5 separate regions of the Homo sapiens genome follow, and regions 1, 3, 4 and 5 are each linked to region 2. A link is a loop called in an ENCODE intact Hi-C map of the cell type or tissue named here. Cell type or tissue: heart left ventricle. All regions are shown on one strand. Links, peaks and the distances in the headings refer to the core of each region. The heading gives the core; the rest is flanking DNA.

What was found. A loop is a pair of places that touch in the nucleus more often than their neighbours do. Peaks named below come from ENCODE experiments on the same cell type or tissue, not always from the same donor. Only the 100,000 strongest peaks of a DNase experiment are listed, where the experiment ranks them.
Region 1: it touches region 2 in a loop (6-fold over the local background); 8 of 110 quality-filtered maps call a loop at or near these places.
Region 3: it touches region 2 in a loop (2.0-fold over the local background); 23 of 110 quality-filtered maps call a loop at or near these places.
Region 4: a loop joins it to region 2, with 6 times the contacts of the local background. A loop is called at or near these places in 21 of 110 quality-filtered maps.
Region 5: a loop joins it to region 2, with 9 times the contacts of the local background. A loop is called at or near these places in 103 of 110 quality-filtered maps.

Annotation. Positions count from the first base shown.
Region 1 is chr18:63,181,624-63,187,707 of GRCh38, reverse strand. The region is part of intron 2 of BCL2 (BCL2 apoptosis regulator); the gene reads left to right. Among named protein-coding and RNA genes, the nearest start is that of BCL2, 140 kb to the left of the region's middle. RefSeq lists an enhancer at 5,655-5,704. In heart left ventricle, for the core only: no CTCF peak of the experiment used is centred there; no DNase peak of the experiment used is centred there; H3K27ac peaks cover 1,023 bases.
Region 2 is chr18:63,128,414-63,134,497 of GRCh38, reverse strand. BCL2 (BCL2 apoptosis regulator) reads left to right here. Exons shown (of 3, transcript NM_000633.3): 3 at 5,739-6,084. The coding sequence ends at 5,873. Among named protein-coding and RNA genes, the nearest start is that of BCL2, 190 kb to the left of the region's middle. In heart left ventricle, for the core only: CTCF peaks have their summits at 2,995 and 3,194 (motif pointing left); no DNase peak of the experiment used is centred there.
Region 3 is chr18:63,247,307-63,253,390 of GRCh38, reverse strand. All of the region lies in intron 2 of BCL2 (BCL2 apoptosis regulator), which reads left to right. Among named protein-coding and RNA genes, the nearest start is that of BCL2, 69 kb to the left of the region's middle. In heart left ventricle, for the core only: no CTCF peak of the experiment used is centred there; a DNase peak (open chromatin) is centred at 3,449.
Region 4 is chr18:63,259,659-63,265,742 of GRCh38, reverse strand. The region is part of intron 2 of BCL2 (BCL2 apoptosis regulator); the gene reads left to right. Among named protein-coding and RNA genes, the nearest start is that of BCL2, 57 kb to the left of the region's middle. In heart left ventricle, for the core only: a CTCF peak has its summit at 3,306; no DNase peak of the experiment used is centred there; H3K27ac peaks cover 1,913 bases.
Region 5 is chr18:63,320,570-63,326,653 of GRCh38, reverse strand. No RefSeq gene overlaps it. Among named protein-coding and RNA genes, the nearest start is that of BCL2, 3.8 kb to the right of the region's middle. RefSeq lists an enhancer at 5,028-5,117 and a silencer at 6,009-6,078. In heart left ventricle, for the core only: a CTCF peak has its summit at 3,430 (motif pointing right); no DNase peak of the experiment used is centred there; H3K4me3 peaks cover 42 bases; H3K27ac peaks cover 748 bases.

The DNA of each region.
Region 1 (6,084 bases), core at 1,042-5,041, 54 kb before region 2:
ATACTAGGAAGACCATTCCAAGCCTCTGTCTCCATTTCTTGCTTTTCTGACACCCTTCACCTGTTCTTTATTCAGCTATTTACTGGGGCATGGTCTTTATCTGAAGTTTTTCCTGGTATTTTCAACCCATTAGGATAAGTGGGGTGGGTGTAGGGGGCTGTGCCCACAAAACAGACATCCAACTTGGTTTTAGGAAAGGCTTTTTAGAGGAAATGATAACTACACGGAGTCCTGAAAGAGAAATCATAGAGGTAGAGGTGCCCACTTATCTAGGTAGAGAGAACGGCATGTGCATAAGGGAGAGATAAAAGGGCACACAGTACATCTGTACAGCTGTGAGTCCCCAAGCATCTGACCTCTCTTGAATGAGGATATTGACTACAGGTTACTTAGTTGACCTTGTTAAAGCCTTATCATATCAGGATTACCAGGGTACAAAAACATTCCTAAAATAAATGGCTCTGTTACTAAACACTCCCCTTATAACACCATTGTTGACACTGTGACTTTTAAAAATCTCTCATATCTGGCCATACCTGTCTCACCTTCCTAAAGTCACACTGACAGATGACACACCAGGGCAAGATGAAAACTGTAGGGACTTGTGTAGAATGAAACGATAACTTCCTGTTCTTAAAAGGGACTGTTGATATAATATCCTTTTTGCAAAAACAGGGAAATGCTTAAGGTTGGAGTTTCTGTTTTCAATAATGAAGATGGATATTCACATGAAAAGAAGACAAAAGAAAACAGAATGCCCCAGCTGTGGGCTAAGCAGTTGGCTATTTTTATTTGTCAGGACAAAAACATCAAATGACAATTCTTTCTTCATTTCTCTTTATGAATCTAGTACTAAAGAATGCTACTAAATCTTAAGTTCTATTAACTCCTGACAATGTATAAACTTGGGTTTACAGTTTATATACACCACAGTTAGGGATTTCCATATATCCTCCAGCTAGTCAAGAAAACCTTTGTTTGGAGTTCTTTACTGACTATTGCATCATCCAAATTTATTTTTTGCCTATGAAAACTGAAAAGGTGAAGACCAAATTTGGAAATTCACGTGTGCCAATGCAGATATCAACATGAACAAAAGAAAAATACATGTATTGGACTTTGGAAAGTAAAATCACAGACCTATTCTGGTTCAAGGTCAGCCATAAGTGGAATTGTAAAGAAAGGCCAGAAAATAATATATGGTTCATACTCAAGAACAAGAATGGTCATATCATGTACAAAATGAATTGAGCTAAAAGATAAACAGTAAAATGCTATGGTTTTTATTGTTAGCAGACTTCCACTAATTATAAATTAAAGGCAGTCAGTAATACCCATAGATTAAAAAGCTAGTTGAAAACTGAGATTCCTGTAGTAAATATTAAGCGTTGTGTGGTACATTAGTCACATGTGTATAATAAAGACAATAAATCCATGTAAGTACAGCAATGATGAAATGTGCATAAAGCAGTTTGAACTCCACAGAAGTAAGCAAAGTATAAATAGATAGCATGCTCAGGCACAGAGAAAAGCAAGTGCTATTTTAGCACTTGAGCTAGTGATAATTTATTGTTCAGGCTCTCCAGTTGAGTCAATGTTTATATGGTGCTATATATTAACTGAAACCAAAATAGTCTGTGCACATCACTGTCTTGGATAGATTACTGAGTGATCAGCAGAAACCATATCAAACAACCACTCCCCTACGAGTGAGGGATTTATAATATTTAAAATATTCATCCTAAAGCTCCAAGCTGTTTTGACAGTTTTGTCTGTTCATAAATATTCTTCAAAGAGAGGCAGTATGGCATATGTAATGGAAAAAGATAGTAAAGTGGTTAGCATTCCAAACTCAGGACCCAGATTGCCTGGGTTCAAGTCCTGGCTCTGTTACTTACTAGCTGTGTTGACTTTGGGCAAGTTACTTAACCTCTCTGTGCCTCAGTTTCCTCCTTAGTAAGTGGGGTTAAGGATAGTACCTACCTCATAGGGTTGTGAAGCCGAAATAATTAATACAAATAAAACATTTAGAATAATGCCTGACACAGAGTGAGGGTTACTACCTAGACTCTGCCACAGATCAGCAGAATGACTTTAGATAGGTTACTTAACCTTGACCTTTGGTTTCTTCTTTGTAAGATGCAAAGGATAATAAACATCTTACAGTGTGACTGTGAGAATCAAATGAGATACCATATGGAAAGCAGCTAGCCCTGAAGGAAACACTTCAGATTTTCTTCTTCTTGTCTCTTCTCATCCTTTCCCTTGCAGGGATATTTGTAAGGACACTTTTTTTAGCATCTCTGTATGTCAAGCACTTTGTTCCTACCCCACTCACCTAGCCTTGACCATACTTTGTGAAATCACAAATAGTCAGACGTTAGAACCCAAAGAATTGACCTGAAGACCTGTCCTTTTATCACGACACTGCTTTTCCATAGAAATACTTCCTTCAGAAATCCTTTTAAGATTAATGCCACCCAATTCTGGCCTACTCACTTCTTGATCAGTGTGGGCTGTATTTTCATTTGTGACACTGAATATGTTTGACCATTTCATGTATATGTTATGTCTTCCCAACCAAAGCCTGTGTTCTGTGAGAGCAAGCATCTCTCATAACTCCCTCTGGTTAGCCTTTCTTGCCTGGCTTTCAGTCTGATTGGATCAGAATTGGACAGGACCAGAGGATTTAGCAGGTCAGGAGTGATTATCAGCTGTGAAGTTGGCAGTGTCGCTAAGGAGTGGAACCAAGATGCCCACTGCTTCTGGGGCCACATTGATCACATTCAGACATCCAGACCCTGGAAAACTCAGGGTCGTTTCTGAGTCTACAGTCTACATTCAAGAAGAAGGGTAGAAATTCAAGAAGTGGCCAAGAAAGACTTTCAACAACTTACTCGGATGTCATCAGGGGAAGACTAAGAGTATGGCCCTCAAGGCGCCTTCAAGGATGGCATTACTTGCTGAATTCATCATGGTCGGGGGGCTTCAACAGTTTACAGAAGCCTTCAAATATTTCAGGAAGCCTCTGCTTCCATCCTACTCTCCCCTGATGGGCTACAGTCTGTATTACAGCAGGAATCCTTTTGCAATGAGTTGCACTTATCTTCAGGCAAATGCCCCAGATGGGGATATGAGGTTTTATTTACAGTCTGCAAAATTTCCCTAAAGAGATTGGTGCAAAGCAGAGCTCTATGGACTTCCTCCTGGCATGCTTGAAGATCTGATCTGTTCATCCCTCAAAGGCCAGATCCATCTCTTAGGGGCTGACACCCATTAAAAGCCAACTATATAGGTGTTCAAACAAGAATGCCAGTGTATTCATCTGTAATGAGAATATTTCAGATTAATATTCATGCTTGCCTGGCCAGCCCATGCTCTCTCTGCAGGGAAGTTTTCCTAGGAAGCCAGATATGCTGCAGAGGCAGCTTGGTGAGCACAGAATCTGAATACAGGAAGTTAGAAGAGTGGGTCGGTGTCAAGCTGAGCCCACACGTGCATTCCCAAGGTCTTCTTAGGTAGTTGGTCAAGGCTCCTTATCCATGGCCAAGGCCAGCGTTGGCCTCTCAACCAGCAGCCGATGAGTCCCTGCTCTGATTGGTAGCTCTGTCTCCTGCAGGTACTCAGTTGAGTTGTAATCAAACACTTCAGGATTGGGACCATTCTGTTTCTTTGCGGGGCCTTTTTCTCTTCTGCTCTGTCATGCGTCTGTGCCACTGTGGTCCTGGGGATGGTATGTTTGAGGGCAGGGCCCCATGCAGGCTCCTTCCACAGCATAATGGAGTGCTGCCTTAAGATACACTCAAAGAAGGGTGGTGAGAGAGGTGTGTGGTTATTCTTGCTAACATAAATTGCACTGTTTAATGTACACAAGAGATGGGAAAAAGAAGAGAGCAAAAGAATTCTCTCCAGGCAAATGTTTACTATGGAAACTGTGTGATTACAGATGTCCATATACAATTCTCAGACATCTGTTTAAGCCCCCCGCCCCCGCCCCATGCAGAAGGCGATGGCGTGTTTCCTTTCTTCTGAACTCCTTCCACACATGGAATGATGCCATTGCCAGCCCTTGTCTTCAGTCGCCTTTTTCAGAATTGGTTTACTTCTTGTTGTCTTTGAATTTTCTCTCATCTAGAGGCTGCTTTGGCCCTCTGAGGTACCCACGGGCACAGCTGAGCTGATGGCCAAGCGCGGAGGCCCCATCTGCAGCTGTCTCTCATGAGGAACAGCTGTCCCATGCCCATGGGGAGAGCAAGTCCTGTGTCCCAAACAGCTCTGTGCCCCACCTCACCCTCTTCGCCATAATAGCTCAACTTCCATGAAGCCTGCTGTGATGTGAGCCACAACACCAACTCCTGGGTGGGGGTGGGGGGCATTTTCCTCTCCTGGAGCAATAGAGGAGCAGACACCTGCCCTCTTCTTTCTCTCCCTCACTGCTAGCCCACAGCCAAGAGGGAGGTGTCCAGAGGGGTCATTTCCTGCCCTCTCTGGTGGCTTGCCCTCCATGAGTTGCTGTTACCCCTTCTGCACGCTCATCTGCCAGCTGATCTTACTTCGGGTGGAAGGTTTTGTGTTTGTTTTCCTTCCCCAGCACTTCCTTGTCCATAGCAAGGGGTGGGTCTGAGCCCCACCATCAGTGTGACATGCATCTGCTCATTTGTGCATTGACAGAGATTCGTCAGTGACCTAGGCATGCCCAGCTCGGTGCTGAGTGCTCCAGGCAGTACCGTGGCTTCAACAGTTTGCAGAACCCTTCAAGTATTTCAGGAAGCCTCTGTTTCCATCCTGCTCTCCCCTGATGGGCTACAGTCTGTCTTACAGCAGGAATCCTTTTGCAATGAGTTGCTCTTATCTTCAGGCAAATACCCCAGGTAGGGACATGAGGTTTTATTTACCGTCTGTAAAATTTCCTTAAAGAGATTAGTGCAAAGCAGAACTCTATGCAAAATTTTTTTGTCCTACATGTGGTATGCATGTTTGTGTGTGTAATAAAACTGCAGAGTTGATTTGCAGAATGGGCCAATGAAGCCTGTTTTATGGTCTAATTTATGGCAGGAGAATGGAGTTTGCACAGCCACCCCTTGTTTCAGGCTGTTTAATATGCAGGGTGGCTGTGGTAGCTGCTCTCTCTTCTTCCTGTCACCCACCCTGTGGACATCCCCCGGTCTCAAGGGAGCAGCATATGTTTTTCCACAGTCCCTTCTCTGCAGAGGCCAGCCAAGGACGCATTTTGTCCATCAGGTGTTAGGATCCTCGCTCCATGCGGTCAGCTGGTGGTAGCTCTGTGTTTTCTCAGTACAGATGTGGCTGGACTGGCACTGGGACCACCTGATCCTTCTTCACAGGGCTCTGTTTCAAACCGTGGGCTGGTGGCCAGACCCTCTTCAGCCTGAGCATGTCCAGGTGAATCTCCTGATTGTGCAGGCTGTGGCTGACAGCTCTGGATAGGGAACAGCTTCCAACCTTGGCTGTCCACTAGAATCAGCCTGGAGTATTTAAAAGTTCTGGTGTCCAAGCCACACCCCAAATCAATTCTGCCACACTCCCTAAGGATAAGACCCAGTGCTCTCCAAGTGATTTCACTGTGTTTGCAAGATTGAGACTAACTACTCTCTGGGAAAAGAGAAAGGAGGAAAGAGGAAGGCAGAGCAAGATAAGGGGAGAAGATTGGAACCAGGGAGAAGGAAGAAATCAAGGGCTGGCCAGAGGTGGTGAAGTAAGGAGGTGCCCCCCAGCAGGTGCCTGGAGATCCCCAGCAAAAGGACGATGTGCCTGCCCCATCTCTGACCCTGCACTTGGACGTGAGGAACCAAGAGAGGCTCAGAAGAGGAGGCAGGGCTCCTTCTGTGGAACCTGCATGCATCTGCCCTTCCCATCAGACAGACTGCTTCCTAGCCGTGGATTTCCAGATCCAGAGTTCACTGGAATGTCTCTTAGCTTCTGTTTCTTCATCCACAAAACAGAGACGTCAAATCGTACTTGCAGGTTGTCATGTGGATTTGATAGGATGATGGTGAAGTTGGACACATGTCTGACATTCTGCAAGGGAAGCTTAATGATGATAGACCTTAGAAGAAGTCCACA
Region 2 (6,084 bases), core at 1,362-5,361:
TATTGCAGGCATTGGTCTGAGGGGCAGAGCTCATGAGAGTTCTTCTGGGCCAGGGTCTAAGGAGGCCCTCACTTAACCGGGGGCCTGTTGCATGGTTCTAGGTCATGGCTGCTGCCTGGGAGCCCATGTCTCCCCACTACTAGACATCATCTCCCAGCATTTTTGTCTGTCAAATTATGGAGTCTGGATTTTTTTCAGATTAAGTAAGCACTTAGAATGTAACATTATTCTATGTAGTATATATTGAAATATATTTCATAAATAGTAATATACATGTTTGTATTGAATTAGAAAAGACAGCTAAGGAAAAAAATCAGAATAGCCTCTTAAATGCCATGTCCTCATGCCTACTTCTGCCTTCAACGATAATCACTGTTAACATCTTTGCGTTTTCCTTTATATTATTTTTTTCTGTTTGTAAACGCGCACATGTATATGTTAGGTTTTTACAGAAGTGGAATCGTGTTTTGCTGACCGTTTTGTCCTGCTTTACTCAATATGACCTTAGGAACACAATTTCTTGCCAATAACTATAGGGTATGACTTTTAATGCTGAACAGCACTCCATCATGTGGACGCGCTGTCAGTCATCTATTTTCAGACATTTGTTTCCAGGTTTATGCTATTATACATAATCTGTGCACTTTATTATTTTTCCAAAATAAATAACTGGAAGTGAAATTACTAACAAAAGCTTTTTAAAAGCCTTTTGATATGCATTACCAAATTCAAAAGGTCTCCATGTTTACCTTTACCTGGGCATAAGGGTTATTTTGGGACCCCCGCCCATATCCCCAACCGCATGCCATTCTTTTCAGCACTTAGAATTAACCTTCTCTTCCATTCTTGACAATCTGACCTTTTTTAAAAAAAATTCTCATTTTAGGTTTACGTGAAATTTCTCGAAGTGGACCAGGGGTGGTGGCTCATGCCTGTAATCCCAGCACTTTGGGAGGCCAAGGTGGGAGGATCACTTGAGGCCAGGAGTTTGAATCCAGCCTGGCCAACATGAAACCCTTTCTCTACTAAAAATACAAAAATTAGCCGGGCGTAGTAGAGGGTACCTGTAGTCCCAGTTACACGGGAGGCTGAGGCAGAAGAATTGCTTGAACCTGGGAGCCACTGCACTCCAGCCTGAGTGACAGTGGCTCCATCTCAAAAAAAAAAAAAAAAAAAAATTCTTGAAGGTTCTGAACGGAAAAGGAAAATGTTGGAGGATGGCTGCCTCCCAGGTGGGAGTGCTCCATGGCCCGGAGGGGTGAGGACACCTTTGCTGAGTTTAGGAGTCTTGACCCTGGTCTGTTCCCGTCCACACCTACCTGGCCTGGTTCCAAACCTGCAGCAAGGCTGCGGCTGGGAGTTTAGCCATCCTGTCCCCTTGGGCCAGCCCTGGGTGGAACTCAGATCCTCTGTGGCCTCTGAATTGGAAATTTATGGGGAAGCCACTGTGGACAGAGCCACCAGAGCTGAGGCCCTGCCCATCTCCTCCTCATAGGAGGAGCCGGTGCCAGCCTTTCCGTGTGAACCTGTGATCCGTGAAGTCGGGTAAGCCCTTGCCAGTCCTGACATGAGCAAGGGACACAGAGCTTCCTAAATATATAGACTGGGATTTTGTCCGAATCACATGACGACCCAGGTTTTCTTTTTCCCTCTTTGTTGCTTTTAATACATAAAATGAGCATGTGTTTATTTAAAACAGCTTTCAAACTCAAACAAATAATGACAGACTGTTCAAACAGACTTCGGAAATCGCCCCAATCAGGATGTTTGAAAAATCAGGAAGACTTTCTACGAAAGAAGCTTTCAGGTCATTTTAGTCCCGAAGCCGCAGGGTCTCCTTTGCACTTTGGAATTGTAGAAGGGCAAAGTTTAGAGGCCAGCTCCAACCTCCAGGGGGTTAAATGACTTGCCCTCTAGCCCTACACTCTAATAATGTGTAAAGAAGGACAGATAGGTAGGCATTGTATTATCACTTCCCATCTTTGACCAGAACACGGGATGTATACATTTTAATTCATAATTCCTATAGAAATTACGGACTATCCTCAGATCAGAAAGCTAAGAGAGGAAATTGCTTCTGCAAAACGGCAGGCTCAGCAGAACTTCTTGGGGGAAGGGCAGGTTGAGTAGGTGCGGAGCAGGTCTGCAAGAGGACAGACAAGAGCAAGGTGTTTGTTCTGCCACGAGCTCACTTTCTGTATCCAATTTACAAATGGCTTTGAGTGACCTACGTTAATCTTCACAATAATGAATTTTATGGCTATGGATGAAGTAAATGAGGCTCGGGGCTGGGTTATCTGCTGAAGGTTATAAACTAATAAAATATCAAAGCCAGGGTTCACCCACACTCCTCCTCCAAGTCCCATGCCCTTCTCAGCCCCCTGGGATGGCAACAGCATCTCTATGCTGAGGCTTTGGGCCAAGAGCTGCTAGTTTAGCTCATCTCACTCTAGAAATGACATTGTTCTACGTAATGCATATCAGAAATGGCCTGTTAGGTTCATGAGAAGCACTGTTATTTGTGTGGGGGTGAGGGTGGTGAGAGGGAATTATTCCAGCTCTGAGGAGGTGGGGATATTTGGGACAGCATTTCTTCTGCTCTCCAGCACTGTGTGCCAGACCAACTGGGAGAAAATGCCAGCTGGAGTATGTCCCTGCATCCTCCGGTTTCCCAGGATGGCTTCAGGTCCAGACAGGACAAATGATCAGGGGCTTAGTCTGGTTCAGATTTTGCCACACAAAACTCTGTTGATTACTAAAGGGATTCAGAGCCCGGCCACTGACCTTCTCAATGTCAAGCCAAATTGCAGACAACCTATTGCCAGTGCCCTGACAAATTTGGGGTGTCTTTTGGCTGGGCTATTGGGGGTTTCAGCCTACCCATCCCTCAGAGAGAGAAGCATGGATGGGAGGACTAGTTGACATTTGCAGCCGTGTCTGTGATGTCTTGGGTTGCTCCCTGGAAGAGGCAGAGTTCTGGCTTGTGGAGAAGTCCTGACTCCTTCCTGCCCCACTGATCCCTGCTTATATGGAGAGGGGTGTGCATCTTGGCAGACAATCATGATTGTGCCTTAGCTCTGTGCTAAGAGCACTAAACACACATTTTATGTACGTCTATTGCCTCGCTTTTCTAACACTGAAATTTAGAAATGTTTAACAATAGATATTTAAAAAGAAGAAGAAAGCCCTTGCGCCCTCTCCTGGTAAAAGTTAACCAAGGACCTCCAAAGATGCAGAAGGCCCACTGGGTTAGCAGTCGCTGGTCTGGGCTAGCTGATTGTGCTGATTTGACCAATGCTGTTGACACACAGGATGGGTCATCTGTTCTTCTATGGTCTGTGATTACAGAGCATCTTATAAACCAGAGTTTCTCAGCCTCGGCCCTGTTAGCATTGGGGGGCTGCCCTGTGCATTGTGGGATGTTGAACAGCATCCGCGGCCTCTGCCCACTAGATACCAGTAGCACCCTCACCCCAAATCATGACCACTAAAAATGCTTCCAAACATTGCCAAATGTCCCCTGGGGGACAGGATCACTCTCAGTGTGACCCTCGCCCTAAATTCTTGCCTGCCTTTTGTAAAAGGTGGCATTGGTTGGAGGGCAATCCATGAGAATGTGAGGATGGCTCAAGGCAAGCCCTTCATGATGTCTGGAAGCAATATTGATGACTGGTTAACTGAGGTCACTTCTAGGAGTTTGTTTCAAAAAAGCAACTGAACAAATAGACAAGAATTTATATACAAAAATATATCATGATATTGTTTATAATAGCAAAAGTTTTAAACACTATAAACATGAATTTTTTAAAGTATGGCACATTTTATATATCATGAAAATAATTGTATAAATCTATATTTAATAATGTGGAAAGTTACCCTAACAATGCTTTAAATCCTCATCAAGACTACCTCAGGATTCTCAGAGGCTGTTACATATAGAAGGAGTAATTTCAAACAGATTCATAAGCATTTGGGTAAAGCATTAAGCCAAAGACCAATGATTGTATTCAGAAAGCTTAAGTGAACAAACATTTACTACGCACCTATAGTGCACCACAACCATGCCCAGCATGAGGGAGACAAAGAGAATCCCTGGTCCCACTGCTACAGCCCTTGCCCCAGAGAAAGGGAACCCCTCTGTGCACTGTTGGAGCCCCTCCCAACAGCGATGTCCAGGGTCATGGTATGTTACTGTTTCCTGTAATAAAACTGTGTGCTTTGAGTCAGGGTTGTTGGGAATAATGTGAAACTATTCTTGTTTTCTTCTTCATCCTGAATAAATCAGAAGTAAAAAGAATTCATTTACTGATTTATATATTCAAATATTCATTCAGAAAGTTGTCCAAATACTCATTGGACCCAAATGTGAAACATAATCTCCCCAAAATCTAGGAAATGAGCAATTGGTGATTTGCTCAATCCAAGCCCATCCAGAGGGTAGACTTTGCTACAACACACTACAGACCCGACTTGAGATGGAGAGATAGGAATGGAAGGGAGACACTTTTTGTCTCTCAGGGACCTGCACATCCAGTGACACACCCCTGATCTCCTGCCTTGTGAGATCCACAATTTGAGTAAATGCAGAGTTGTGGTCGTCCAGTCTAGCCACCCCCAAGAGAAACCCCCTGACAGCTCCCTTTCCCCAGGAGAACCTTGACCTTAGAGGTTGGCACTGCACCAGTCAAGGCCGCCCTTGGCCCCTCCACTGACTGAGCCCTTGACTGACCAAATGCTCTCATAGAGCTGCCGTTAGCCACGCCAGGGCATCAGCAGAGAGAAGGGTGCTGGTTTCTATCTGGGTTCAAAGCCTGGCTCTGCCACTTGTTAAAAAGTCTCTTATTCCCTGCGATTCTCAGCTTTTTCATCTTCAGAACAGAAACAAATAAAATAACTTCATAAGATTGGTACAAAGAATTAGCTGGATGAGAAAGCGCATGCCTTTAATCCCAGAACTTTGGGAGGCTGAGGCAGGAGACTCACTTGAGCCCAGGAGTTCAAGACCAGCCTGGAAAGTATAGTAAGACCCTATCTCTACAAAAAATTTAAAAATTAGCCAAGCATGGTAATCCTAGGTACTCAGGAGGCGGAGGCAGGAGGATCACTCTTGAGTCCAACAGTTCGAGGCTGCAGTGGGTCATGATTGCACCACTGCACTGCAGCCTGGGCAACAGAGCAAGACTCTTGTCTCTAAAAAAAAAAAAAGAAAGAAAAAGTTTGGTACAAAGACTAAAATAATGCATGTCAGACATTTGATAAGATGTCAACACTCAATCGAGGAGTGTGACGGTCATCATCATTGCTAGATTTTATTACTTTTATGGATGGGCATGCTAGCTAAAATTGCAAAACCTCTAATATTTTCTAACTGCCTCTGCTGTTTTTCTCCTCGGCCCTTAGCACTCTCTCCTACACCATGTGATAATTTATATTGATTGCTGTCTATACTGTTCCACTCAATGGAAGCTTCGTGAAGTAGGAACTTTTAGTCTATTTTATGCACTGCTGTATCTCTAAGATGGCTGGCACGTAAAGAGGGTCTCAATAAATATGCCTTGAATTAATGAAAACAGTGGTTTCTGAATCATGGCCTCCAAAGAGCATTTGCCTTTTCCCCTCTCACCCTTCTGAAGGTGCCCAGGCTGCCCTGGCAGGATGCCTCTTTCTCTGTGGGGTGGCATTCTCTGCTCTCTCTCTAATACTCTTTCTTTTTCTTCCCTCCTCTCCCCCAACTGCAGGATGCCTTTGTGGAACTGTACGGCCCCAGCATGCGGCCTCTGTTTGATTTCTCCTGGCTGTCTCTGAAGACTCTGCTCAGTTTGGCCCTGGTGGGAGCTTGCATCACCCTGGGTGCCTATCTGGGCCACAAGTGAAGTCAACATGCCTGCCCCAAACAAATATGCAAAAGGTTCACTAAAGCAGTAGAAATAATATGCATTGTCAGTGATGTACCATGAAACAAAGCTGCAGGCTGTTTAAGAAAAAATAACACACATATAAACATCACACACACAGACAGACACACACACACACAACAATTAACAGTCTTCAGGCAAAACGTCGAATCAGCTATTTACTGCCAAA
Region 3 (6,084 bases), core at 1,432-5,431, 120 kb before region 2:
AACTACTTAGAATGTGTTTCTTTTCCAAGCATGTCAGCAGAGTAAGTACAGCAGACTTCGTAGGCGATCAGTGTAGTGTCAGGTGTGAGCAGTATGGACTGGAGATGGTCTGCCTGGATTCAAACCTCTGCTCTGTCCTTTCCTACCCAGGCTTTTCTGGGGCTCCTTCTGCTCATCTGCTAAGTGCCACGTATTACAGCATTTTCCTCATAGGGCTGCTGTGAGCTTTAAATGCGTTTATGAGTTAACTGCTTAGAACAGTGCCAGCTATGTAATAAACACTACGTAAGTGGCAGCTACACCATGCATAAACAAACGCAAACTGTGTGCATCTGAGGAATAATTCTAGTTAACATTAAAGTGTGTTTTTGTGTACAGAGTTGGTGTCTGTTGTCTGTGCATTCACTTTTTAAAAATCGGGAAATAGCAGATGTTAGGAACCTATTTATTTTGCTTGCTCTTCCTTCTACTTTCTGCTTGCTACCTACTCTATTCTAGTTCCAGACTTGATCTGTTTCTCTGTGCAGGGTTGCTCCTATGTACAACCAATGCAGAACTGACCCCATCAAATTTACAAAGTGTATTAGTCTGTTTTCACGCTGTTGATAAAGATATACCTTAGACTGGACAATTTACAAAAGAAAGAGGTTTATTGGACATACAGTTCCACGTGGCTGGGGAGACCTCACAATCACGGTGGATGGTGAAAGGCACATCTCACGTGGCAGACAAGAGGAGAGGATCAAGTCACATCTTACATGGATGGTGGCAGGCAAAGAGAGCTTGTGCAGGGAACTCCCATTTTTAAAACCATCACATCTTGTGAGACTCATTCATTATCATGAGAACAGTGCAGAAAGACCTACCACCATAATTCAATTGCCTCCCACCGGGTTCCTCCCACAGCATGTGGGAATTGTGGGAGTTACAACTCAAGATGAGATTTGGGTGGGGACACAGCCAAACCGTATCAATAGGTATGGAAGGAAGTAAAATACTATTTTTTGGTAAGAGCTCTCCCACTAAGATATGAGGACATATGCAGAAAGTGAGGAAATAAAACTCAAAGAAAGTGAGGAAATAAAACTCAAAATTGGCTTTCAAAAGCAAATTTTCTGTCAGTAAGATGTGACACGAATGTTAAAGTTTTAACAGGTTTTGTTTCCTTGTAAATATTTACTTCACTATATCTAATAATCTTTGTGAATGAAGATCTCATTGGTGTCTTTTTTAAGATATTAAGAATATTAGGATTACTTATATTTGAGGACTAAAAGATTGGTAGAGACATAATTCTATCCTTGTGGCTTCTTTGCATACTTTAATGCTAAAGTTCAGTACTTAAGATTGAATAAAAATGTCTTGACAATCAGATATAAAATACCTTCTTTGGGCTGGGCACAGTGGCTCACGCCTGTAATCCCAGCACTTTGGGAGGTCGACATGGGTAGATCACCTGAGGTTAGGAGTTTGAGACCAGCCTGACCAACATGGTGAAACCCCATCTCTACTAAAAATACAAAAATTAGCTGGGCGTGGTGGCAGGTGCTTGTAATCCCAGCTACTTGGGAGGCTGAGGCAGGAGAATCGCTTGAACCCGGAAGGTGGAGTTTGTAGTGAGACGAGATCACGCCATTGCACTCCAGCCTGGGCAACAAGAGAGAAACTACGTCAAAAAAAAAAAGAAAAAAAAACCTTCCTTAGTGTCAGTCACTCTTTTTCTTTTCTTTCTTTCTTTTTTTTTTTGAGACAGAGTCTTGCTCTGTCACCCAGGCTGGAGTGCAGTGGCGGGATCTCGGCTCACTGCAAGCTCCGCCTCCCGGGTTCACGCCATTCTCCTGCCTCAGCCTCCTCAGTAGCTGGGACTACAGGCGCCCGCCACCACGCCTGGCTAATTTTTTTGTATTTTTTAGTAGAGACGGGGTTTCACCGTGTTAGCCGGGATGGTCTCGATCTCCTGACCTGGTGATCCGCCTGCCTCGGCCTCCCAAAGTGCTGGGTAGTCACTCTTTTTCTTAAGGTTACACAGTCATGGTTGACTTTGTAGGGGCTCAGGACATGCCACCCCAGACTATCATCTCCTTTTCCAAGGACTGTTCCAATATAATTTCTAGTACCTGAGAGACTTTCTCTGCATAATAAGACACACTTGACCCACCATACAGAGCCTCCCCTCATCAACGCACAGCTTGTGTCCCCACCACCCCCAGAAGCCCCAAGCCCCTATTCCGTTCCATAGCTCAGGATGCTAAATGAGTTTCAACCGTGTGACCCTTCTTCAAGTCTCATATTTTGTGGGACTCCCATGTGCACCTACATTATTAAATATGGGGTTTCTTTCTGTTAATTTGTCTTACGTCAATTCATAACCCAGCCAAGAAACCCAGAGCGGTGGAGGAAAGCCATTTCTCTCTCCCCTACAACTTTTAAATACTAAAATTAAAAATGTCCCCACCCACCAATATTGGAACTCCGTGGTATCCATAAGCTGGGTTGCATGTTAGTGATTGTAATAAGCAATAAAAATCCTTGCATGTCAATATTTTATTAAATTTGATTATTCATGGATTTGTGACCATTATTATTTGCTGTTTATTGGTTTGTTGTTGTTTTTAAAATATTTTACTTGGACTTATGGACCACATGTTTGTTTCAGAAATTCTTCAAAAGACAGCAAATCCCTAGTAAGTGGGAAGAAAAATCACTTAACAGTATTCCAAGTACCTCAAAAGATGCAAATATGGAAAGATGAATATGAAAAAGGGTACTCCTAGAGTTTATCAATTGTCTATCCCTGGAGAAAGTTTCCATTCTCCATTAAGACTCCAACGGCTTTGAATAGTATATGCTTTTGTGTATACAATGAAAATAAACCATCATCATCGTCATCATATTAACTGGGCTTGTGCCCATTGTAGATTTCATGAAAAATAACCAACCATCAAAAATGACTTGACAGGAGAAGCCAACAAGCCCTAACATTAAATGGTCCTGTAAAAGTTTGCAGGTATATTATTTGTGTATTCAGTAATACTCTCAATTAGTGTTTATGACTTCATTAACTTAATTCATTTTTCATGAATGGTAAAAATTCACTCTTTCCTACATTCACAAATGATAGGCTATTTTGATGGAAAACCAAAGACTCACTATATGTTCTCCTTTGCAGTAGCGGTAGTAGTTGCAGCCACCAACTTCAGATGTGCAGTTCCTAGTTTACTATGTGATTCAGTGTGCTTTTATTGAGGGCCTCCTTGTCGAGAGAGAGTATAATACACTAGCAGGAGTATATGTTTTGGAGTCAAACTGTTCTTGGCTCAGATCCTGGCACAGCTACTTGCTTACTGTGTGGTCTTGGGCTTCCTGGTCTGTAAAATACCCGCCCTGCAGAGTTCTTGCTGAGTTGAAGTGAGAGGATGTATGTGCAAGTGTGCGGTGCGGCATTCGGTGGGTACTCCACAGCACTGGCTTCCCTTTCCTTCCACACTGGGGGCCTGCTCCTCTAATTCCTGTTCACCAAGTAGACGGGGAGGAAGAGAGTGGTGCCTGAAACTACCATTTTTTTTAGTGAGTCAAACGTGTCATGTTGTGACATCTTAGGCATGTCCCTTCACCCTGGGGGTCTTGGTTAACTCCTCTGTTAAATTCAGAGCTTGCCTTTTTTTTTTTTTTTTTTTTTTTGAGGCGGAGTCTTACTCTGTCACCCAGGCTGGAGTGCAGTGGTGCAATCTCAGCTCACTGCAACTTCCGCCTCCTGGGTTCAAGCGATTCTCCTGCCTCAGCCTCCCGAGTAGCTGGAGCTACAGTCACGCACCACCATGCCCAGCTAATTTTTTTGGCATTTTTAGTAGAGACTGGGTTTCACCATGTTGGCCAGGCTGGTCTTGAATTCCTGACCTCAAGTGATCCACCCACCTCGGCCTCCCAGAGTGCTGGGATTACAGGTGTGAGCCACCACACTTGGCCAGTTGACCTTTACTTTATGATTATTTCTAAAGCACTTCCAGATCTATCCTTCTGTGATGCTATGATACTATGAAGCATTAAGTTGAGACTAGGAGATTAACAGTAGGGTGTTAAATGGACAGGACTGATCACAATCTTATATGGTGAAGGAAGAACCAATTGGACTTAGTGACACATTAAATGTGATTAGACATGAATTGGAAACTATTTTGAGGTAATGTTCCCCAGGATGCCCTCTCCAAAACACTAGTTGCTGAGGATGGGAATAGATGTTAATTGAAAAAAGGTTTCTGAAAAGCATTTGGGAAATGCTAACTTCACCAGGTTTCTTTCCTGCAGGACTTCTCTGATTCTTTAATATGCCCATATGCATGATGATTCTGAAATTGGGGAATGTAGTCATAGTAGGAAGCATTTCTAAAGCTTATTTCTTCATGGAATCAGAATTATGTTGCACCCAAGTAGCATCTTACAGGACCAGTATTTCATGGAAAATACTCTGTGAAGTGCTGCTCTATGGTTTTAAACCAAGAATGAGGTACAATATAGGGGCATTGACTCAACCCAGTGAATGTGCTGAGCACTGACCTCGCAAGATCCTGTGGAGGGCGGAAATGGATAAGATCCCACCTCTGCAACAAGGCTGGCAATAAGCCATTAGTGGTGGCATTGTCTACATGGCTAATAGCAGGGATGCCTTGGGGGAGACAATATCCCACCGAATTACTGATGCAGATTCAGTTGAGGCAGTATCCCCAGGGTGCAAAGTCCTGATTTCTCTCTCGGATGTGCTTATTCTCTGTCTCTCTATGAAGCTCTTATAATGGTATTAGCATCCAGTTCACCACGGAGAAATTCTGCAGATAAAATGAACGTAGGAGCTAAACCAATGGGAAGTTTCATTCAGGAGAAGATTTTACAAAATGGACTCTTTGGACTTCGTTTTTGAGTACATAGTTATTTGACCACCATTTCTACACTTGGCCTTAAAGTCAAAATATAATCTAAGGCGAGAAGTCTAAAAACTATGTAGTAGACAACCTTGCTTTACTGTGAAGGACATGGCATCTCAATGTTGGCAGAACCTGACGACGTAGTTTGTTTTTATTTCTCATTGATGAAAGATGAGCCAGAGGCCTGATGGCAGATTTTACTGGGAAGGACCTTTTCTCACCGGTCAGATCCGTGGATTATTTCACCACTGGATTTTTCTGCCTGTTAGGCCTTTGGAAACATTTTGGCAGATTGAGCAGTTATTTTGCTCATGTTGTGAGTAGCGTTTCTCTGACCTTTTGTTATTTACTGAAACAATCCAGCCTGTTTTCTTTTAAGAGAAGCGTGAAATGAAGGGGAGTCAGTCAGCACATGCTGACTCTGGTATCAGAAGGCTAACTTTTGGGCTGCTTGGCACCATGTATGCTTTTAAAGTTATGGGGTCATTGGCCTCTTTGTTTCTTATTCCCATGATTTTGAAGGAGTCTTTTGGGGGAATTTTTTTTTCCTTGCTAAAGCAGATGCATGTAAGGTTAGTAATTAAAAAAATATATTTCACTATGTCTATAAACATAACCCTCTAAGTTTTCTTACGACATCTTGGGCATGGTAGATTATCTGAAGCCTCTCCTCTTTTAAACATTGATGTGACGTGATGGGGAGGCCAGCTTGGCACTGGAATGGTGGCTTGGTGACAGGGCATCCCTCACTCCTGACCTCTCATGACCTTGTGAGTCCAGACAGTGGAGGTGATGACACCATTCAGGACGCTCTCCACCAGCCGCAACAGGGAACTCCTTCTCCCTAGTGCTCTGCCTACCTATGCCCAGAAAACCTATCTCCCTGATGTTTTTCTGGTTCTTCCCCTAGTAGAAGATTTCCATTCTTTGCAGGTTGACTTGCAAGGATAAAGGAAGTACCAAGATCCTATTGTGGCCGGGCGCGGTGGCTCACACTTGTAATGCCAGCACTTTGGGAGGTCAAGGTGGGCAGATCACCTGAGATCAGGAGTTCAAGACCAGCCTGGTCAACATGGCAAAACCCCATCTCTACTAAAAATACAAAATTAGCTGGGGGTGGTGGCGGGCGCCTATAATCCCAGCTACTCGGGAGGCTTAGGCAGGA
Region 4 (6,084 bases), core at 1,112-5,111, 130 kb before region 2:
AAGAAATATATCCTTTGTCTGTGATCTATGTTCCAGATAGGTCCCTGGTTTGTCATTTGTTGATGGTGTTTTTTCCCCATGCAGAAAATTTTTATTTTCATGAAATCAGATTTATCAGTTTTTTTTCTTTTATAGCCTCTGGGGTTTGAGTCATAGTTAAGACTGACCTTCCCCACGCCTAAATTATAAAATCCTCTTCTATGTGCATGCATGGGTGTGTGAGGTTGTTTCAAAGAAAGAAGTGATAGAGTGTAATCGCTGAGAAAACCAACTGTGGAGTCAGACTGACCTAACTGCCCTGGTTTCATCTCTATTTCTTTAATCTTGGATGAAATGTTTAATGGGTTAGTAATATCTATATCCCAGGGTTACAGGTGACTATGAAGATCACATACCACAATATAGGAAATCGTCCTGTATTAAATTACTGATAGCTGTTTTTATTGTGTTATTTTCTCCAAGTTTAATAATAATTGCACAAGAACAAGGGCCCTTTCTTCTCTTTCTTTTGCTTTCCCCTTGCCATTGTGGCCCTTCCCCTTCCCAAACTCTGCTGCCAGCAAGACCTTAGCGTGGTGCTCTGCTGATGGGACTCGAGTGCTCACTTTGATTGCTTCACTGTTTATTTTGATTGGCGACAGAGAGGCCTGGAGTTCTGGCTGGAGCCACCTGGAGTGCCACAGGTGCTTCTCCACTTGCCACGCAGCTGTTCTCCCAGTCCCTTGAGGACCCTGGCGCCTCTCCAGATCTTGGCACTTGGTTTCTTTCCATGGGTCACCGGTGAGAGTCCGTGTTCTTTCCTTTGGGCCCCCTGCAGCCCCTTGCCACAGAGGCCTCATCCCGAGAGGACTTGAGACAGCGTACTCCCCACATGGGTGCCCTGTAAATATCTTTGACCAAAGAAGTTAGGAGAAGTAAGAGGTTTGGGGTGTCATATTGACTGGAAGAGCCACAAATCTCTTGGCTATCTCTTCGTTCCCATTGATTACACAGGAAGGAATTATTCCAAATCATGTATTTCTTTAGTGGATGATCCCCTTAAAAATTTCTACGATGTCAGTTTCTGTTAATATTTACTACAGTTTTTATTGTCATGGATTGTAACTTCTTAAAAATATTTAATATCATGCAAGCTGTTCAAAGACACCAGTAATTTGGAGACAGTGCAGGGAATCGGGCTGTGATTTCCTGGCTTTTATCTGTCTCTGCTGCTCCCTTCTCCTCTCCTTTGCCTGTTTGTGTTTCCTTTGTACACTCACTTTTAACAAAGGCCCCTTGAAATTCCAGGGGTAGGAGACACAGTGGAGCATTGAGGTAGGTCATCTCATATTTAATTTTGCCACTCTCTGGCCGTTAATTAAAATAATGCTTGAGTGCTAGTGTCCAGTTTTACAGGGGGTGTGTAAAATGTTAATCACAACTGATCTGAAGCATCCAGTCCAGTGCCAGGGAGAGGGTTTAGGGCACAGGCAGGGAGCATGTTATCAGGAAAAAAATAAACTAGAGGAAATAAAACATTTTGTTGTTCTTTAAAAAATTTTAATATGAGGCCCTACTATGAGCAAATATGAAGGAGGATGTGAAGACGGGTAAGGTGCAGTCCGCGGATTCAAAGGCGGGGCCATCTGCATGCTGAGCGTTTTACTATACTATTCCATTTAAGATTCGCAGCAGGCTGGGCGTGGTGGCTCACGCCTGTAATCCCAGCACATTGGGAGGCCAAGGCAGGTGGATCACCTGAGGTCAGACGTTCGTGACCAGCCTGGCCAACATGGTGAAACCCGGTCTCTGCTAAAAATACAAAAATGAGATTCGCTTAAACCCGGGAAGCAGAGGTTGCAGTAAGCTGAGATTGCACTATTGCACTCCAGCCTGGGTGATGAGAGTGAAACTCCGTCTAAAAAAAAAATTTGCAGCAGTCCAGAAGGTAGGCCCCATTATTCCGATTGTATGGGTGAGGATACTGAGTTGAAGAGGAGTAACTTGACATTGATCCCATTGTACAGTGGAGCCAAGATTAGATCCAGGGGACCTGGTTTCCCAGCCCCATCACCTCAGTCCTATTGCATTACCCTCTGGAAATGCTCAGTCCAGTAAAGGAGAGAGTGATGATGCAATGATGTGACTGCTTCCAGTGAAGAGTAAAAGTAATGAACTAGAAACGGGAGAAACAGATTGACACCCTTGAGTTGTCTTTCTGGTTAGGGCTTTTGGGTTTTTGTTCTGTAATACAGTCCAATGTGGTGGCCATTCAAGGGAGAAGGGCCACTCATCAGCCCTCCTGCTCCCTCACCCCCATCTTAATTAAATAAGTCTCCTTAGGATCTCACACACCTGCATGTAACAAAACAGGTTTTAAAAATCTGTAGTCAAGGAGCACTGCTTGTTTCTTTCTGGCAACAATCCCAGTGGAAGTAAAATTACACTGGACTGCCTGAAACTCTGAGCCCAAAGCGTTAATTTTTGAAAAACGTTTGAGGTTCCTGAGTTCCCGTGGTATGCTACTAGAATATTCTGTAGCTTTAACAACTCCCAGCCTTCATTCTGCACTGCACCCCCCGCACACCCAATACCTATTCCACATGTCTGGGGATAGGTCAGCTCACCGTCCACCCTCGCTGCCCCCTAGGCTGAGGTTCCCTGATGAGCACAGTTTTCCGGGAAGGATTTCAGCCCCTCTGTGAAAGTCTTCAGTTATCTCCTCTCTTGTTTCCAGAAGTAGCTTCTTTACTCCAACTTGAAATCTTGCTGTATTCCTTAGTGTTTTGGAAACAAAATGTGCAGTAGGAGAATTCTGGCTTTGTGGATATTGGATCACTTTGTTCCCTGGCACAACAATCTCTCCTTTGTATTAAACATCTGAGAACAGAAGTCCTAAATAACATTTTTATATTCCTTGTTGATGTAAGTTCTTTATTTGGGGACAGCAGTTTGGTACTTGTTCCTCTGTCAAATTCTGATGTACTTTCCCTTTTTCCTATGATGAGGACACCACTGACCCCTAGCCTGGAATTTTACTTTGGGTAGTGGTGGTATTTGCTTACCCCGTGGGACTTTCCTGTTGAATCCCTCTAGTCTGCAGTGAGTGGCCTGTGTCATAGTGGGATGTCTGACTGGTCGGAGCAAAGGTACCCAATCCTCCAGCCTGACCATGAGCTGGGTGGTGAACTAGCCAGCCACAAACAAGCCAGATGGACAGACAGACCAAAATAGCCACTTGTCCACCTCCTTCCTGGAAATGCAGAAGGGCTGCTCCGGAGGTCCAAGAAGACCTAATTTGGTCAGCAACCCAGCACTTACTCTGAACAGGAGGTGGAGTTGTGAGCCTGGTATAAGTTCCCTACCTCCGATTCTTTACTTTTACCACACACGTTTGCACATTTCAAGGAGATGATCAGCCACACTACCAACTACTGATGGGTAACAAATACTCTTTACGTCAAAGCTCTTCTGATGATTTTCCTGGATTCTGTACTTGTACAATGAATGTACTTGTGCCTTTACTCCAAAGAAAATTAGTATATGTGGCTGGGCACAGTGACTCACGCCTGTAATCCCAGCACTGTGGGAGGCCGAGGCAGGTGGATCACTTGAAGCCAGGAGTTCAAGACCAGCCTGGACAACATGGTGAAACCCCACCTATACTAAAAATATAAAAAAATTGGCTGGGCGCAGTGGCTCATGCCTGTAATCCCAGCACTTTGGGAGGCCGAGGCGGGCAGATCACTTGAGGTCAGGAGTTCGAGACCAGCCTGGCCAACATGGGGAAACATTGTCTCTACTAAAAATACAAACATTAACTGGGCATGGTGGCAGGAGCCTCTGGTCCCAGCTACTTGGGAAGCTGAGACAAGAGAATTGCTTGAACCTGGGAGGTAGAGGTTGCAGTGACCTGGGATCATGCCACTGCACTCCAGAGCGAGATTCTGTCTCAAAATAAAAAAAAAAAAAGAAAAAATAACAACAAAAAAGAAAATTAGTATATGTGCTTTACTCTTTAGGCAAACCCAATATTATACAAATTCAGTTTTTTAAGACAGGATAGGACATTTTATTTTTCAGAAAATGTATAACCACATTCCTTAAATGGCGTAGGTAGTATAATATAAATATGGTTTATCCCCTAAGACCGTTTTTATTTCTATGTGAGTTTCAAAGCTCTCCCTTTTTCCTATTCATTCAACAACTCCACGCTGAGTTGTCTTATGGGAGGAAAGGCTGCCCTGCATGGCTCTCTTGCAGCTAATGAAATGAGCAGTTGGCTTTGGTGTTTTATCACTTTGGGTCAGAGATCTATTTCTTGCTCCTTACTCCTTCAGTGAATATCTAGTTCGTGCTCCCTATGGATCAAGCATCGTGCTGGTCTTCTTCCATCTGCCTTGTTCCCAGTGGGAGCAGTTGGAAGGATGCTGATGGTTTCTTCCTCCAGGAGAGGAAGGGCAGTGTTTCATGTCACTCACAACCAAGCAGCTAGTTGTCGGCTCTTGGAAAACTAGTTCACCAAAGGGAAGCACTGAGCCTGAGGCCCTGGGATGGGTTGGATTCTTTTCTAAGTGGAATAACATTCTACTCCTCCTGCTTAACCTTTCCTTGCAAACTAAAATGGGAAAATCACTCTATGGACAAAGTCAAGCAGAAATAAAAAATACCCTCTCTGAGGCAGCCTGGCAGTACCTGCATGAATCAGCCAGTGTTTGGATAAGAAGCAGCCCCTCGAGAAGGAATGGAGCCCTTCCCTGGACCTTAATTGATTTTTGTATTTGTTCTTCTTCTTTTAATTCTTTGTGGAAAAGTGATTTGTACTGCAGAGTGGCTTTAACATATTATGGGTGCTGTTTTATGTAATACTGTTCTTATCTAAAGATCATTTCTGCTTGTTTTGCCCTATTTTTTTTCCTGATCCAGCTCATGTTTGTTTTTCTTTTTCATTTTATTTCTTCTTTTTGAAGGAGTTATTGTTCCTCTTATTTCTCCCACTTCATCTACCCCCGTTATCTGCCAGGAGAATAGGAGAAGACATGGGCCACTTTTTTTTTTCCATTTTTAAAATCAATTGGCTAGATATCACCTTTCTCTCGTGAGTTTGTTTCATAACGCAGAGCCTCATTAGTAACGAACCTGACCCTTAAGAAGTTGGGTTATGTTTATTCCTAGGGATTAAGGCACTGTTCTGGCCTGGTTGGCCCTTTGCTGTCTGTGCTATCGTCCGCCCCTGCTGACCAGGGCGTGCCTGGCTCATGGACAGGGCAGCTCCTTGCAGAGGTACCCTGCTGTCAGGGAAAGTTCTATGGACTAGTAACTGCTAAGATCTTTTTTGATAAAATGAGATCTTGAAGCCTTCAATCATGAGCCTCAAACAATTTACATAATAAATCCAGAACTTGGAGATCCAAAAGATATTGCCATGTTTTTGGTTATGTTGCTAGGGAACTATGCCTCCGTTTTCAAATGATACATTGCTGTGTGTGTGCGTGTACATGTGCATGCATGTGTGTGTATGTATGGAATGAGGAAAATTAGGTGTTTCATGCTTATGCATTGTAGTGAAGGCTACAGTGTTGTTAGGCTTTTCTGATGGATATCATAACTCAAACTACAGAATTTGTTTACAGCAGTGTTCATGTGACCAAGAAAAAAAAAAGCAGATGAAAAGTAGCCAGACGTGTTCAAAACACAACTAATAGATCAGGTTTCTGGAACATCTGAGTCTAAGGGTTTGGTCTTCCTCACAATATGTTGAGAGGTGATGTTTTAAAAGCAAAAACGGAGAAAAGGCCAGCTGTGGAGAATGGTAACTGAGACAATTAGAAAGCAGATGTGTGCAATTGAATGTAGTCAGCCTTAAATGGATCCACACTCTCTTCTGTATGAGGGTCTGGAAGGGAGAGTTCACAGAATAAAAATGGAGTCATTTTATTCTTTCTGTTCAATATAGATTCCCACATACAGCGAGTATTTGAATTGTGACTTGCTTTCTCATTGGCGTAATTCCCACCTGCCTTTGGAAGTCCATTCCGAGGTGACCTTGCCCCCTGCAATATGGAATGGGAAAACACCTGGCTGAGTCTAGACGTCTGATAACCA
Region 5 (6,084 bases), core at 1,306-5,305, 190 kb before region 2:
TACAAGTCTCTTAGACAAAGAGGAACCATTCCCCATTTTCTTCTTTGGCTTGGAGCCTCTGAATTTTAGGCTTCAAATCTTTGTATGCTAAGCACTGTTCTAAGCTGGAAAGACTCCAAGGAAAAATAGGATCCCTGCCCTCGAATAGTTTATAATCTAGTGAGAAGGATATATGCCAGAGATTACACTGATCTGAGAATAGCGGTGATTAAGATACCATAACCAACACTGAAAACAGGTACCAGTCACTTGTGAGTGCTTTACATGTATTAACTCAATGAAATCACAAGCTAACCCCAAGAATAGTACTACTTATATTTCCATGTTATAAATGAGGGAACAGGCACTGAAAGCTTAAATACTTGGCTCAAGGTCACAGCTACTCAATGGTGAAGCCAGGATGAGAATCTTGATTCTGATTTTTAGGCATCTAGCCCCGTACTAAATGTCTTCTAGCAGCACAGAAGGAATGTTAAGACGGCCCAGAAACAGCAGGGATGGCTTTACAGAGGAAGAAATTCTTCAGCCAAAACTAAAGAAATGAATTTGTCAGGTGAAAAAGCTGGGTACCATTCAGGGAGACCGGCAGATGTGCAAAAGCGAAAGACGTGAGAGACCTTGGCATATTCCAGAAACCACAAAAAGTGGATATAGTTGCAAGAAGGGAAAAGGAAGAGATGAGGGGTAGGGAGGGGGGTGGCAAAGGATTGGGCCAGATCATGCCATGTGAAGAGTTAAGATTTTTAGGTTTTCAAGAACTTTGAGTGGAAATATGAAATAGCCAGATTTTAGCTTTAGAGAGGTCACGGTAGCCCTTGAAACTCAGTTCTAATATTGCTGAGTCTTTAGGCCTTGGGGTCAATGATCCTCATTAGTTTTAAAAATGTCATATTAGATACATATTGTGATGGATTGAATTGTGTCACCCCAAAACATATTTAAATTCAGTCCCCAGCACCTGTGAATATGACCTTATTTGGAAATAAGGTCTGTACAGATGCGATCAAGTTAAGATGAGGTGACTGTGATGGGCCTGAATCCAGTATTATGACTGGAGACCTCAGAAGAATGGGAGAAAACAGAACCCCACAGGTCATGGCGGAAGCAGAGACTGGAGTGATTAGGCTGCAAGGCAAGGAACATTAAGGATTGCCGGCCACCACCAGAAGCTAGGGAGAGGCAAGAACAGACTGTACCCGAGCTTCAGAGAAAGCGTGGGCCTGCTTTCGCCTTGCTTTTTGACTTCCAGCCCACAGAGCTGTGAGAGAATAAATTTCTGTTGTTTTACGCTACCTAATTTGTGGTATTTTGTCATGGCAGTTCTAGGAAACATATTAACCTTAAAGTTTAGAATTGTGTTCACTATCAATTAATACCTTGGAGACGTGCTGTGTGCTAAATAGCATAAGAGAATAAAAGTTAGTTATTACACGTAAGAATGTAAATTATTCACCCAGCCCTCCCGGTACTATGGTATTATACCTTGTTTGGTTCTATCACTGCAGTTTCAGTCCAACGAGAGCAGTAGGCATCTGAAAAATGGACAAGTTCCTACCCTTAGCTTATTTCACTTTAAACACCAAGTTATTGATTAGAAATGGAAAAAAAAATCACAAGTTAATTTGCTATGCTTTCCATTGTAAACCAAAAGTAAATATTATTTGCCCACTATTAAACTTGTACAGCAGAATGATTTATTTGTAGCTCATTGCCTAGCTTCAAATATTATTGCTTAATTATTCCGATTTTTTTTGTCTTGTTTTTAGGTTTAGGTTCCACTTAAGTTAGGTGAGTTAAGTTAGGTGGATTTCTAAGTTAAACCAAGGCTTAACTTAGAAACCAAGAGAGTTTCCTGGTTATGACAAGAATGACTTTCAGGCACAGAGTGGATGACTTGGATGTGATCACTTAAGGCAGAAGACAGGCTCTGAAGCAAAAGTGATTGGGAAAAAAAAAAAGCATGACTGGGGCTTATATAATGCTTGCTGGCAATGTATGCAAACCATTTGAAAGAGCATGGCACTACCTACCACACAAATTTATAATGTATAAGATTCTTGAAATTGGAAACTGGCATTTTGGATTGCTAATCTAAGCCTATGAGAAGTTATTATTATTATTATTATTATTATTATTATTATTATTTTTGTGAGACAGAGTCTTGCTCTGTTTCCAGGCTGGAGTGCAGTGGCGCGATCTTGGCTCCCTGCAACCTCTGACTTCCTGGTTCAAGTGATTCTCCTGCCTAGCCTCTCGAGTAGCTGGGATTACAGGCACTTGCCACCATGCCCAGCTAATTTTTGTAGTTTTAGTAAAGACAGGGTTTCACCATGTTGGCCAGGATGGTCTCGATCTCCTGACCTCGTGATCCATCCACCTCGGCCTCCCAAAGTGCTGGGATTACAGGCATGAGCCACTGCACCCGGCTGAGAAGTTATTTTTTAAGCAGTTTTCTTTCTTTCTTTCTTTCTTTCTTTTTTTTGAGATGGAGTCTCACTCTCTCACCCATGCTGGAGTGCAGTGGCATGATCTTGGCTCACTGCAATCTCTGCCTCCCGGGTTCAAGCAATTCTCCTGTTTCAGCCTCCTGAGTAGCTGGGACTACAGGTCCCCGCCACCACGCCTGGCTAATTTTTGTATTTTTAGTAGAGACGGGGTTCCACCATATTGGTCAGCCTGGTCTTGAATTCCTGACCTCAGGTGATCTGCCCACCTCTGCCTCCCAAAGTGCTGGGATTACAGCCGTGAGCCACTGCGCTCGGCCTCATTTTTCTTTTATGCAAACTATATGGACTACTTGTTTTTATTCTCTCTAGTCAGCTCATTTTATTTATGGATTAATTTCCATTTCAGGTTGGGGCCATGGTTTACTCTTCCATCTGACCTATTAGTTATCAATATCCTCAGTTAATAGTCTCATTCTACCCACATTTTCAATAAAAAGTTTACTAGCTGGGAAGATTTGATACACACACATGATTTTTTTTTTCTTTTCTTTTCTTTTTTTTTTTGAGACAGGGTATCAGTCTGTCACCCAGGCTGCAGTGCAGTGGTGTGATCACAGCTCACTACAGCCTCCACCTCCTGGGCTCAAGTGATCGTCCTATCTCAGCCTTCAGAGTAGATGGGACTACAGGCACACACCACCATGCCCCGCTAATTTTTGTATTTTTTGTGGAGATAGAGTTTTGTCATGTTGTGCAGGCTGGTCTCAAACTCTTGGCCTCAAGCAATACACCCACCGCAGCCTCCCAAAGTGCTGAGATTACAGGCATGAGCAACCACACCTGGCCGATACATACCTATATTAAACATTAGTATGTTCATGTTAGAATAATGTACCTTTTGAATTTCATAAACTTGGAGAATATTTATATTGATGATGGATGAAAGAACTTTCTTGGATGGATGAAGAGAGTAACGCTGTGAAACAACCAGCAGGTGGCGAAAACTGGCAATCAAAAGCTTTTTGTTTGGTGGCCTGGGGAATGAAGACGGAAAGAAAACACAGGCCATTCAGACTCTTGATACAATCTCCATTCCCTGCATCTTGTTTTTTTTCTCTTCCTGGTGCCACGCTACTTGTAGAATCCAACCAGGTAAAGCTGCCAAAAGGGTCATCCATTGGCTCTTACAAGTAGAAAACATCTTGGAAAGTGAAAAGTCCACTGTGCATATGTTTGTAAGGTTGTTGGAAGGTCTCAGGCATAGATCTAGGATTCAAATCCAGTTACTCCTGCCTCAGGCTGGTGTTCCCTCCCCCACCTCAGCATTGCCCAAAGACGAGTAGTCAATGTCACATACTTCCTGGGAATACTTGCCCTTATGCTTTAAAATGGAATCTAATAAACATGGAATCTGAACGCAGGAATGGTTTCACTCTTTCATTTGAAAGAGTATCTAGAACATTCCCAGGGAAAATATAACCCCTAGCCAAAGACTGCAATACAGACCTGTCTCAAGACTGATTATAGCCAAGATGCCACATAAGGAATCAGTCTGGGAAAATCCATAGAGTGAGGCTCTGTGGGAGCAAAGGAAGACGAAAATCAGTCAGCTTTTCTTTCTCTGGAAGTAGGGGATCCGTTTCCTTCTGGCTGCCCCCTTTGCAGAAGTACAGTTTCTTTTGCAGGTTTGTCCTATCATTTCCTCACTCATATGCTGAGTATTAGGAGCTTGAAGCCTTTCAATTCCTCTTAGGTAATTTTGGGGCTTTAAAATACGCTTTCAAGATTTCTAAACCATACTGTTGTGCAATTGGTATGAATTTATGTGAGAACATTTATTCTAGGTCAATCTATACCCAGTGTCTATCCAGACCAAAACACCTCCCACGCGCATAAAAGGGACTCTGTCCCAACCATCAGAAGGGCAAGAAGGAGGATCTCCTTTCATCCCCTCTTGCCTGGATAAGAAATTTGTACCCAGGCCCCCATTCCTATGTGAGAGAAGTTGGCTTGTTGGGCTGATGGGATACAATAAATGAAGAAATAAAATAAAAACACCCAAGAGAGATGGCAGTGCGTATAGTCCCAGCTATTCATGAGGCTGAGGTGGGAGAATCCTTCGAGCCCAGAAGTTCGAGTCCAGCCTGGGCAACATAGCAAAAGCCATCTCTTAAAAAAAAAAAAAAAAGGCCAACTAAGTAAAAATTAAAAAAATCATAATTTGGTGTGCTTTTCTGGCTTTTTAAAGAATGTTTTGATTTTAGAGTAGGAATGAGACAAAATAAAGATGTCAGGCAGGGCACAGTGGCTCATGTCTGTAATCCCAGCACTTTGGGAGGCTGAGGCAGGCGGATAACGAGGTCAGGAGTTCGAGACCAGCCTGGCCAGTATGGCGAAACCCCGTCTCTACTAAAAATACAAAAATTAGCAGAGCGTAGTGGCGTGCACGTGTAATCCCAGCTACTCAGGAGGCTGAGGCAGAATTGCTTGAGCCTGGGAGGCAGAGGTTGCAGTGAGCTGAGATCGCACCACTGCACACCAGCCTCCAAGATACAACAGAGCAAGACTCTGTCTCAAAAAAAAAAAAAAAGTCATAGCATATTTGTACACATTGTAGTACTCATTTGTCATCTTTCTTGACCCCAATAATCCAGTGTCCCTATATATTTGCACTCGAGCCCTATTAAGTAAGCCGCTGTGCTTCTAGAAGACCTTTTTCTTTTCTTGGTGCTTTGTCAAAGACTCTTGGAGATAAAAATACACACGTGCAACTTGTTTGTCCTCTTGTCCTTTTTTGCTAGGGGCTATTCATGCTGATTAATTTAAAACTGTCTGCTTGCGCGTACACACGTCTGCGAGTGTGAATGTGTATGTGTGTATCTATGTACCTCATTTGAGAAAGTGCGGCCAACTAGGATTGGCTACGAGGCAAAGGTGGAGACCTTTAGGAGCCCACCCACCCCAGCGTTAGGACGGTGGGCCTGAAAGTTACTATATGGAAGTCCTCATCGTGTAGCACTAAACCAGTGTAAAAGGTGTTAGGGACAGAGGGAAAACATTGACTTAAACTGTCGTAAAGCCCTTGATAAACCCCTTCCCTGGAGCGCTGAGTTCTGCATGGCCTGGGCCACGGACTAGGTGTTCAGGTGGACACGGGCGGGGATGCGCGTGCGTGTGTAGTGCGCGGACACCTAGGAAGCTACTTGAAAGTAAACACCACGCTCGGGGCGTCCCTAGACATTGCTTAAAACGTGCAGAGTCACCTGTCTTCACAGCAGGGCAGCGCTGAGGTCCCACTGCTGGGGGCGGTGGGGGGCGGCATTGGCCTGGGTCTTCCCCCGGCGGCCGAGCGCCGGTAACACAACGTGTGTGTGTGTAGGCGCGTGTACACACTCTCATACACGGCTAGAAAGGGTCCAGGCGACACACACACTCCCACATACACGGCTAGAAAAGGTCCAGGCGAGACACACACACACACACACACACACACACACACTCCACACACACTCACACGGCCAGAAAGGGTCCAGGCGGTTCCCGGCGCTTTTCCAGCCCTTGTTTTCATGGCGCACCCTCCCGCCAGCCGCCCCCCTCCGCACTCCGTCGTCCGCCCGGCCCGGCCGCGTGCGGTTCC